2 separate regions of the Homo sapiens genome follow, and region 1 is linked to region 2. Evidence: chromatin loops called from intact Hi-C (ENCODE). Cell type or tissue: PC-3. All regions are shown on one strand. Each heading gives the region's core, and the rest is flanking DNA. Links, peaks and the distances in the headings are about the cores only.

Evidence for each region. Peaks named below come from ENCODE experiments on the same cell type or tissue, not always from the same donor. Only the 100,000 strongest peaks of a DNase experiment are listed, where the experiment ranks them.
Region 1: a loop joins it to region 2, with 12 times the contacts of the local background. A loop is called at or near these places in 5 of 110 quality-filtered maps.

What each region holds. Positions count from the first base shown.
Region 1 is chr4:72,318,037-72,322,342 of GRCh38, reverse strand. It overlaps ADAMTS3 (ADAM metallopeptidase with thrombospondin type 1 motif 3), which reads left to right. Exons shown (of 22, transcript NM_014243.3): 7 at 1,473-1,629; 8 at 2,380-2,485; 9 at 2,868-3,011; 10 at 3,639-3,771. Among named protein-coding and RNA genes, the nearest start is that of ADAMTS3, 250 kb to the left of the region's middle. In PC-3, for the core only: no CTCF peak of the experiment used is centred there; DNase peaks (open chromatin) are centred at 2,502 and 3,392; H3K4me3 peaks cover 1,572 bases; H3K27ac peaks cover 2,367 bases.
Region 2 is chr4:72,565,233-72,569,538 of GRCh38, reverse strand. It overlaps ADAMTS3 (ADAM metallopeptidase with thrombospondin type 1 motif 3), which reads left to right and starts at 318. Exons shown (of 22, transcript NM_014243.3): 1 at 318-845; 2 at 2,138-2,165. The coding sequence starts at 777. In PC-3, for the core only: a CTCF peak has its summit at 1,633; a DNase peak (open chromatin) is centred at 1,468; H3K4me3 peaks cover 2,018 bases; H3K27ac peaks cover 1,329 bases.

The DNA.
Region 1 (4,306 bases), core at 1,029-3,528, 250 kb after region 2:
ACACATCTCTCTCCCATAGTTAATCCTCCTGATTATGAAATATTAACGAAGTTGTACATTTAGGAAATAGGAAAAATCCATGTGTTTGCATTTCATTATACAGTTAACATCCACTTATCATTTTATAATGATAGAGTGTCATCAATCTATTTTATATTGCCAACAAGGAATATGAATTAACTCCAGCTGGAAATAACAGCCTCCAATTGGTTGTTAAAGCATTTGTTTGGAAAAGTATGTGATCCGTATATTAAAAAAGGAAACTGATTTTATTAAGAATGTAAACACTGGTAATAACATTTGCTGAACTATAACAAAATTCGCCTGTCAGTCAAATAGGGACTAATTTTTGGTTCCAAGTTCAAATTTTCATTTCATCAGAACTACTCTGAGAAGTGTGGCTAGTGAGTTCTTGAAGGTTGGGCCCTTTTCCCCCCTGAACTTTTAACTCCTGACCCTAATGTGATGGTAGCAACATTCAAAGAACTTATTTTCTTATATCAGAACTGGAAGAGTCCACCCCTCTTCAGTAGCATGAAGTTAAAAAAAAAATGGGAGTTTTTGTTTTTGTTTTTTAGTGTAAAGTTAATATAATTTGATGGTTCTCCATAGACTAAGATTTCATCAGCCTTGTCAACTCATGGAAGAATTCATATTCTCCCCACATGTTGATTAATTCTGGATCGTAAAAAATAAACAAAAATCTTAACTAAGATTTTATACCTTCACATCTCTGGAAAAACATGCCAGAATCTTTCTCAATGTTTTTGTTCTTAATTCTATGAAACTGAAATCTAAGCCAAATCAGAAATTATTTAGACTACTAAAATTATTACCTAAATGATTAATGTTAAGTTGCCTCACAATAGCAAATCTCAGTATCAAACATTCCCATGCTTTGGGAGGCTGAGGCAGGAAGATCATTTGAGGTCAGGAGTTTGTGACCAGCCTGGCCAACATGGTGAAACCCCATCTCTACTAAAAATACAAAAAAAAACAAAAAAAAAGCCAGGAATGGTGGTGGGCGCCTGTAATCCCAGCTACTCAGGAGGCTGAGGCATGAGAATTGCTTGAACCCGAGAGGCAGAGGTTGCAGTGAGTCCAGATGGTGCCACTGCACTTCAGCCTGGGTGAGAGAGTGAGATTCTGTCTCAAACAAAACAAAACCATTCTCATAAATGGTATAATTTGACTTTCCCACAGGTAAAATTGTGAGATTCTGTCTCAAATATAACAAAACCATTCTCATAAATGGTATCATTTGACTTTCACACAGGTAAAATTGATTATTATTAAAATATCCTTCATGGGCATTTAGAAGTCACAAATCAAAGCAAATATCAGAATAAGCCCCAAATATTATTGAATCATTGTTTAAATACTTTAATCCCAAATTCAGCTTCAGAGGAAATTATCAAACGAAGCCTTTGGGAAATTGTCAGGTGTGTCTTTAACATATTGTTTTCACTTAGTCCATCAGCCTCATAGAAAGGGGAAACCCATCCAGAAGCTTGGAGAATGTGTGTCGCTGGGCGTCCCAACAGCAAAGATCTGATCTCAACCACTCTGAACACCATGACCATGCAATTTTTTTAACCAGGCAAGACTTTGGACCTGCTGGAATGCAAGGTATTGCTGTCAATATGTAGAAGAAATACTTGAGGGCATGACTTTTAAAAAGTAATCCTAAATCAGGCAGTCTGTTCAAATGTTCTGCTCTCCACCACTGCTTTCCACCACACACCGGCCAAGCATACATTTTCTTTCTTTTGCTTACAGTGACTTATGTGGAGTTCTCAATGTTAAATGCCACTTAAATACCATCGTAAATTATACTTGCTTTTAAAATAGTGATTGTGCATTTGGGGCATGGAGGGGGTGCTGTAAAATGCAGTGTGATTTCCACTAACTGTTTGGAATGAGAAAAGAGATGCCATGAGAAATGACTGCTGCCAAAGAGCTTTCTTCCAAAGTCAGCTTACATTTATCTAATAAATTCTGATGTGGACTTTGGAAGAAGGAGACTGATGATTTTCTTTTTAACATTGATGGAATTTCTGGCTTCCTTCATCAGTACCACGATATGAAGGACCATTTACTAAAACAGAAAGGCAGGGCTTAGCTGGTGGGCAGAAGAAAATGGTAACCCCAGGCCATTCCTTCCCTTAGGAAAGGAGAAAATGCAGACCCAGTGAACCTTTTTAGAGAACATTACCTGTGGCTTTCCCAAGAGAATGTGACACAATGCTAGTAGGGAAATAATGCTACCCCTGTTTCCTGAAAGGCTTTTACTTTTTTCCCCCTAGGCAAAAGTCCAGTTGTAATTCTTAATGGGTTTTCTCATAAAATGAAAATAAAAGTAATTGTTATTCTCTACAGGATATGCTCCAGTCACCGGCATGTGTCATCCAGTGAGAAGTTGTACCCTGAATCATGAGGATGGTTTTTCATCTGCTTTTGTAGTAGCCCATGAAACGGGCCATGTGTAAGTCACTGCTGACAGCTATAAAGCCAAAAAAAGATCTTTTCTTTCCTGCTTCTCCCAGTATTGTTTCCTCTTTGGGCAGAATGCATGCCAGCATACAATTCTTGTCTTTTGCCAAGTGTGAAGAGCTGCAAACAGAGAAGAGGTCATGCACGGAAACTAAATGAGTGACTGGCTTGCAGAGGCACTCCTGTGGTTTTCAGAGCTATAGAATAAGAAAGGCATTTCTGTCAGATTGCTGTCAATTTCCGTTTCTGTGACTTCTTCAAGAAAGCCACGTTGACTCAAAAATACGTTATTTCCCAGGGCTTATTTTCAAAACCAAAATTAAGTGAAGGCAGTAGCCCCTGATTCTTACCACTGAGGTCTCTTTGTGTTCTAGGTTGGGAATGGAGCATGATGGACAAGGCAACAGGTGTGGTGATGAGACTGCTATGGGAAGTGTCATGGCTCCCTTGGTACAAGCAGCATTCCATCGTTACCACTGGTCCCGATGCAGTGGTCAAGAACTGAAAAGATATATCCAGTATGTCCCCTGCTGCATGTCATGAAAGTATTTATTTTATAGCCTACAGACATGAAACTGACTCTTAGGACTTGATCATAGCAAAATTCCCAGTAAATGAAAACTATTACTGATAAACATTTTCTTATGACTTAGAACATTCAGCACAAAAATTTTATCATGGAGTCACAATACTTGAAGCCATAAGTCTAGAATATAAGTAAACTTTTAACTGTAATGTAATTTTCCTTTAGTAAATTGTTATCGAATCTTTGATTAATGGTCAAACTTGAGGATGGGGGGAGGATGGTCATGTGGTTTCTGCATATGATACGAGCTGTGCTCTACAGTATAGGTGTCAGGATGTGCCCTACCACACCATGTGGTGGTTTAATTAGTGACTCAAATAATCGTGGCTCTACTACATTCCTAAGTCATGCTTGGTTTACTTTCCTGGCATGAATACAGGTAAAGAGTCTTTTTCTAAATGGAACCAAAACCAAAACCTTAAATACATGTTTTTGCAAATTTGCTGTATGATCTGGGATGAAATTCTAAAGTATATAAGCTAAGACTACTTTTTTTTAAATCAGGACATGATTTTTTTAAGTGAACATTTAACTACATGCAATATTTTTCTTCCTACAGTTCCTATGACTGTCTCCTTGATGACCCTTTTGATCATGATTGGCCTAAACTCCCAGAACTTCCTGGAATCAATTATTCTATGGATGAGCAATGTCGTTTTGATTTTGGTGTTGGCTATAAAATGTGCACCGCGGTATGTTGCTCACAGTTGATGTAGATTTTGCAGCTCGAAATCTATTTGTGTAGCTCCTGCTTGGTGAGATTTACAGACTCACTGGTGCAAGTATAATAATATCTAGCAGTTATTTTGTGTTCATTGTGTTGCTGTGTGCTACAGCTAAATGCTTTAAATATATTGTCTTAATTAATTCTCATGACAGACTAGCAGAGAGCTGATGTACTTTTATTTTACAGAAGATAAAGCCAAGACTTAGAGATTAAGCAACTTGCTTAAGGCACACAGCTGGTAAACAGGGGAACTGGACTTTGAAACCAAGGCTGCCAGGCTCAAATCTTCATGTTCTTTGCATCCCCTGCTTTTTGTGACCTTCAGAGAAGATGACTGTTAAGCCTTAGATTTATTGCTTTTCTTTAGCTTGATGGCAGGATTCCATGTATGTGTGACCATAGGGAAGGATTGTGCTGGTATAGTCTAGTAAAAGAATCATATGGCATACCATGGGGGTCAGGACAGTGGGTCAGGTCCTGGATCTAACGCTTTCTTTTTT
Region 2 (4,306 bases), core at 687-3,186:
AAGGAGAGGCTCCAGGGTGGGAGGTCGAGCCCGGGCCACACCAGCCCCCGAGCGGTCTCCAATCCTGACACGGTGCGGGGGGCGCGGGTTCGGGCCCCGCATGACGTGGGCGCCACGGCGGGAGGGGCAGTCCGGGGAGCTCCGGACGCCTTATTAGCGCCCCGCGGGTCGCCAGCAGCCAGCAGACTGCCGCGCTGCGAGCAACAGGAGCCGGCGAGCGGCCCACTCCTCCCACCTCCTCCGCCTGCCTTCTCCTCCTCCCCTTCGCTCCTCCCGCCCCCACCTCTGCGTGTGCGGCGGAGTCGCCCTCTCCCTGCCTCTTTCTCCCGCTCCCGCTCGCTCGTCTCTCTCGCTAATACTTCCCCCTGCTGTGCTCCGGGGAACCCAAGCATTCTCCGCGCTAACCTTAGGGACCAATGGTGCTCGAAAAGCCTCGAAAAAGCTGCTTTGGGCAGAGATAGTTGGAAAGCCCCTCGTCCCTTCCCCCTCTCCCAGGCTTAGCCTGTGCCCGCTTACAGCACCTTCTCGCTCCTGCACACTCTGTGTTGGGAGGACGGGGTGAGAAGGTGAAGTGGAAAAAACTGCAGAGCAGAGGGGGCCAGTCTCAGAGCTCAAATTTCATTTTCATTGAAGCAAAGCACAGAAGATCATTTTTTTCTATTTCGCATTTTTTCCCTTTTCCTTTTTTTCTTAAAGAAACTTATTTTGGGCGGGGGGGGTGGGTTTGCTCTGGGCATTTGCTTTGCCCAGTAGTTGGAAAGTGAACTCGACTCGTGATGGTTCTCCTGTCACTTTGGTTGATAGCAGCCGCTCTGGTAGAGGTTAGGACTTCAGCTGATGGACAAGTAAGTGGAAAATAATAACAATAAAAAAAAACTCAAACCCAACCTTTTCCCGAAAAGTTCCTCCCCTCTCTACCCTCCTCTCTTTCCTCCTTCTCCTCCCACCCTTCCCTGTTATCTTTTGCGTTCAGAAACGGTGTTTTGAGGGCTGGGCGCAGCGTGCGGGCTTTTGGGGGTAGAGGGTTGAGTTGCACGGGAGGTTACGACTCCCACTCCGGGAGCCCAGTCTTGTCACACCTAGGGCTTCACCAGTCTGCGACATTCGTAACAATTCCTAGTGACAAACCGCAGCCAGTTCCCATCCTCGCCGGGCCATCTGGGCTTCCCCTTTCTGGAGGGCGGTCTGGGCGCTTGAATGAAGTTCTGGACGCTGGGTCCGGGATCCCAGCGCTCTGGCTGCTGCCGCCAGAGTCGGGTTCCTGGAGCTTTCTCTCCTCCGAACTGACTCACGGTTTTTTCGGGCAGCCGGAGGCGGGGGTTTCAGGAAGTCCTTGGGCCGGACAGGGAGAGATCCAGTAGACACGTGTCCTGGGAGTACCACGGCCGGGCTAGGATTTGACAGTTGGGGAGGGGGGCTGGAGACGTTTCCTGCCCTCCGTTTTCCTGGGCAGAGGCTGCAGGCGCCGGCCGCCTTCTCCCCTCCCCCTCTGCACAACTCCTCCTCTTTTTAAAGCTAAGTTGAGTGCAGCTCTGTTTCTTTTCGGCCCTGCCCCCAACCCTTTGGAGGCTCAAGGTGAAGCCCGATGCTCTCAGAAGAGTCCTTGAGAAGGCTCCGCCAGGGGAGCTGTTTGTAGTAAATCATATCAGCACTGGGCCGATGGGACTTTGGGTACAGAATTTCTCTGTTAGTTTTTGTAGCTTCTCCGGTCGGCCTGGTCTGAACGACCATAGGGTAAAAAGTAGAGAATTGTCTAGTTGATTCCTGACCTTAAATCTGATTAATCAGGCCCCCTGTTAGGTGTATTTTGGCCTGTTAAATTCATACTTTCTTTTCTAATCCAGACCCAGTACGACATTTCAGAAGAGAGCATTGAGAGTCTGTATGTATTTTTGCTGGCTTCATAAGTGTTAAATTAAAATGAAAAGGGGCAAACAACTCCCTTCCCCAAATTGTTATGGAATTGGCTCATGGAACCTTCTACAAACCAAGGTGCAGGCTTTAGGCACCAATCCCAGTCTCTAGCATCTCCTGATTAGTTAGCTCTTGGAAACCATTAATGGTAGAAATAAAACTCACAAGGTGATAAGATGAAACCCAGTAACTTTCTTTTTCTTGCTTTCCCCCTCCTTTCCAGGCTGGTAATGAAGAAATGGTGCAAATAGGTAAGCTTTGTTCTCAGATGTCACTCTTATCTTAAGTTGAAAGTAAGGGAATGAAGTGAGCTAAGCAAAATATTGTTTCTGAAATGTTTCCCACTGGTGGTTAAAAAAAATAATCTGTAGTCCGGAAACATTTCTGTTCTTCTCTTCCTCTTTCTGGAGGAAGGTCCCACTTTCCTGGGGCTAAATTATAGTGAGGTAAAAATTCTCCTGCAGTTGGACATTTCAAGCATCAGTTTATTACTGTCTTTGTACAAGCCACTGATATGTACTTGGAAGATGATGGAGGGGCTGTAAGATGATATGGAGATGAATGAAATAAAATCATCAACTTCTGTAGCATTTAGGAGGAGCACATTTGAGTACAACAGAAGGCAAGAATGCTACATAGAAGAGAACAATGAAGTACAGAGCATGGAAATTTTTCTCTTACAATCTTTCCTGCTTTGGGTAAATCCTCTGATGACTTCTGTTATTCAATCTGCTTTAAAATAATTATCTCCTAATGTGAAAGATACTGTTAGGCCTTTTGCTAATATCTAAAATCCCAGTACTCTTCTGATGGTGTGGAGATTCTTACTCCCATTTTATGGGTGAGGAGACTGAGATTCAGAGAGTGTAAGTGACTTGCAACAGGTCACTCAGAAGTCCATGGTCTTTCTTGAAGCTGTTTAGAATAATGTATTTGTTGTGAATGCGGAGGCTGAAAGTCATCTGGCAAGAAGCCAGGCTACATTCAAAGTCTTTTCATACACATTTTACTTGGATTACTTTAAAAGATAATTTTTCTTTTTGGCAGAGTATTAGTCTCTGTCAATTCTGTATTTGTCAGGTGATATTGTAAAGCTGTCTTTTAGAAGAAAAGTTTTTATAACTGCTGCTGCAAACATAGTTACAAGTCATTGGCCGTTTATTAAATGCCAGGCACAGTGTTGATTGTTTCATGTGTTATGTCAACTGATTCCCACAGCCACACTGTGAGGTGGGGATACTATTGTGCCTATGTTAGAGATGAGGAAAATGAAGCTTGAGAGGTTGCATAGCTACCTGTTATAGTACACAGTGGAGATTCACACTTGTTAACTAAGAAACCCAAGAGCTAAGCCCAGAGGTGTGTATATGTAGCCTGTAATATATGAGCATATATCAAAATGCTCCTTCCTACTCAGTGCTTAGCATTGTTGGATGTATTTCCCAAGCTTAGACCTCGACGGCAAGAGGAGAACAGTGGGGAGGAAAGGCACTGAGAACTGCCCTAAAAGTACAGTGTTTATGATCAGATACTTGTCATTCGTAGTTGATAACATTCAGCCATCAATCCTTATCTTTTTAAAGAATTTTTTTTAACCAACTCTTAAGTAGGGAGAAGAAAGTTGTCTTATTTTTAATTACTTAAATATTTGATTACTTACACGTCCCAACTTTTCAATATGCAAATTAAAAAGATGTCTTAAGATCACCCATTCCACCAAAAAATTTCATAAAATATATAGCTTTGATTAGAATTTTAAGATAGAATTAGGATGCTCTCATATAAGAGGCCCTGGATTGAACCGAAGTTTGGTTCAGTTGTTTTGCTAATGTAAATTACTATGGTAGCCCTTTTAAAGGGAAGAAAATAGTACAGGTGTCCTTAAATTTGGCAGAGGAGAGATAAGTCAGTATGAAAGAGAGGAGGCGGAGCCCTCTTAGGGTGTAGTGCTGAAGATTTACTTGTTCCCATATTCATCTGTTTTATGGGATTTCTCTCTTTTATTATTACCATTCTTATTTATCGTTTTCCAGTTGAATGAAGAGAAGAACAGATTGAATAAAATAGATTTTGGCCCACAGGTCTTGTGATAGCAAAAGTATAACTATCATTTCACTTTGGTTTATGTATCATATGTAAGAAAATCTTATGTACAGTGATTAGTTTTGCTCCCCTGTTCCCATGTGTAAAGGCACTGCTACACTGCTAACCTGGAGATTTGGTGAAATGCACTCCTGAACACGTTATTTATTTTTTTTCTATTAACTGATTTAGAAGTAGTTTTATATAACTACCTGGGGACGTGTTATTTGATCAGAAATACATTAGGAAAGACAAATAATGTTTGTAGATTTTATTTATTTATTTTTCAACAAATTGGCTAGAAAATAAA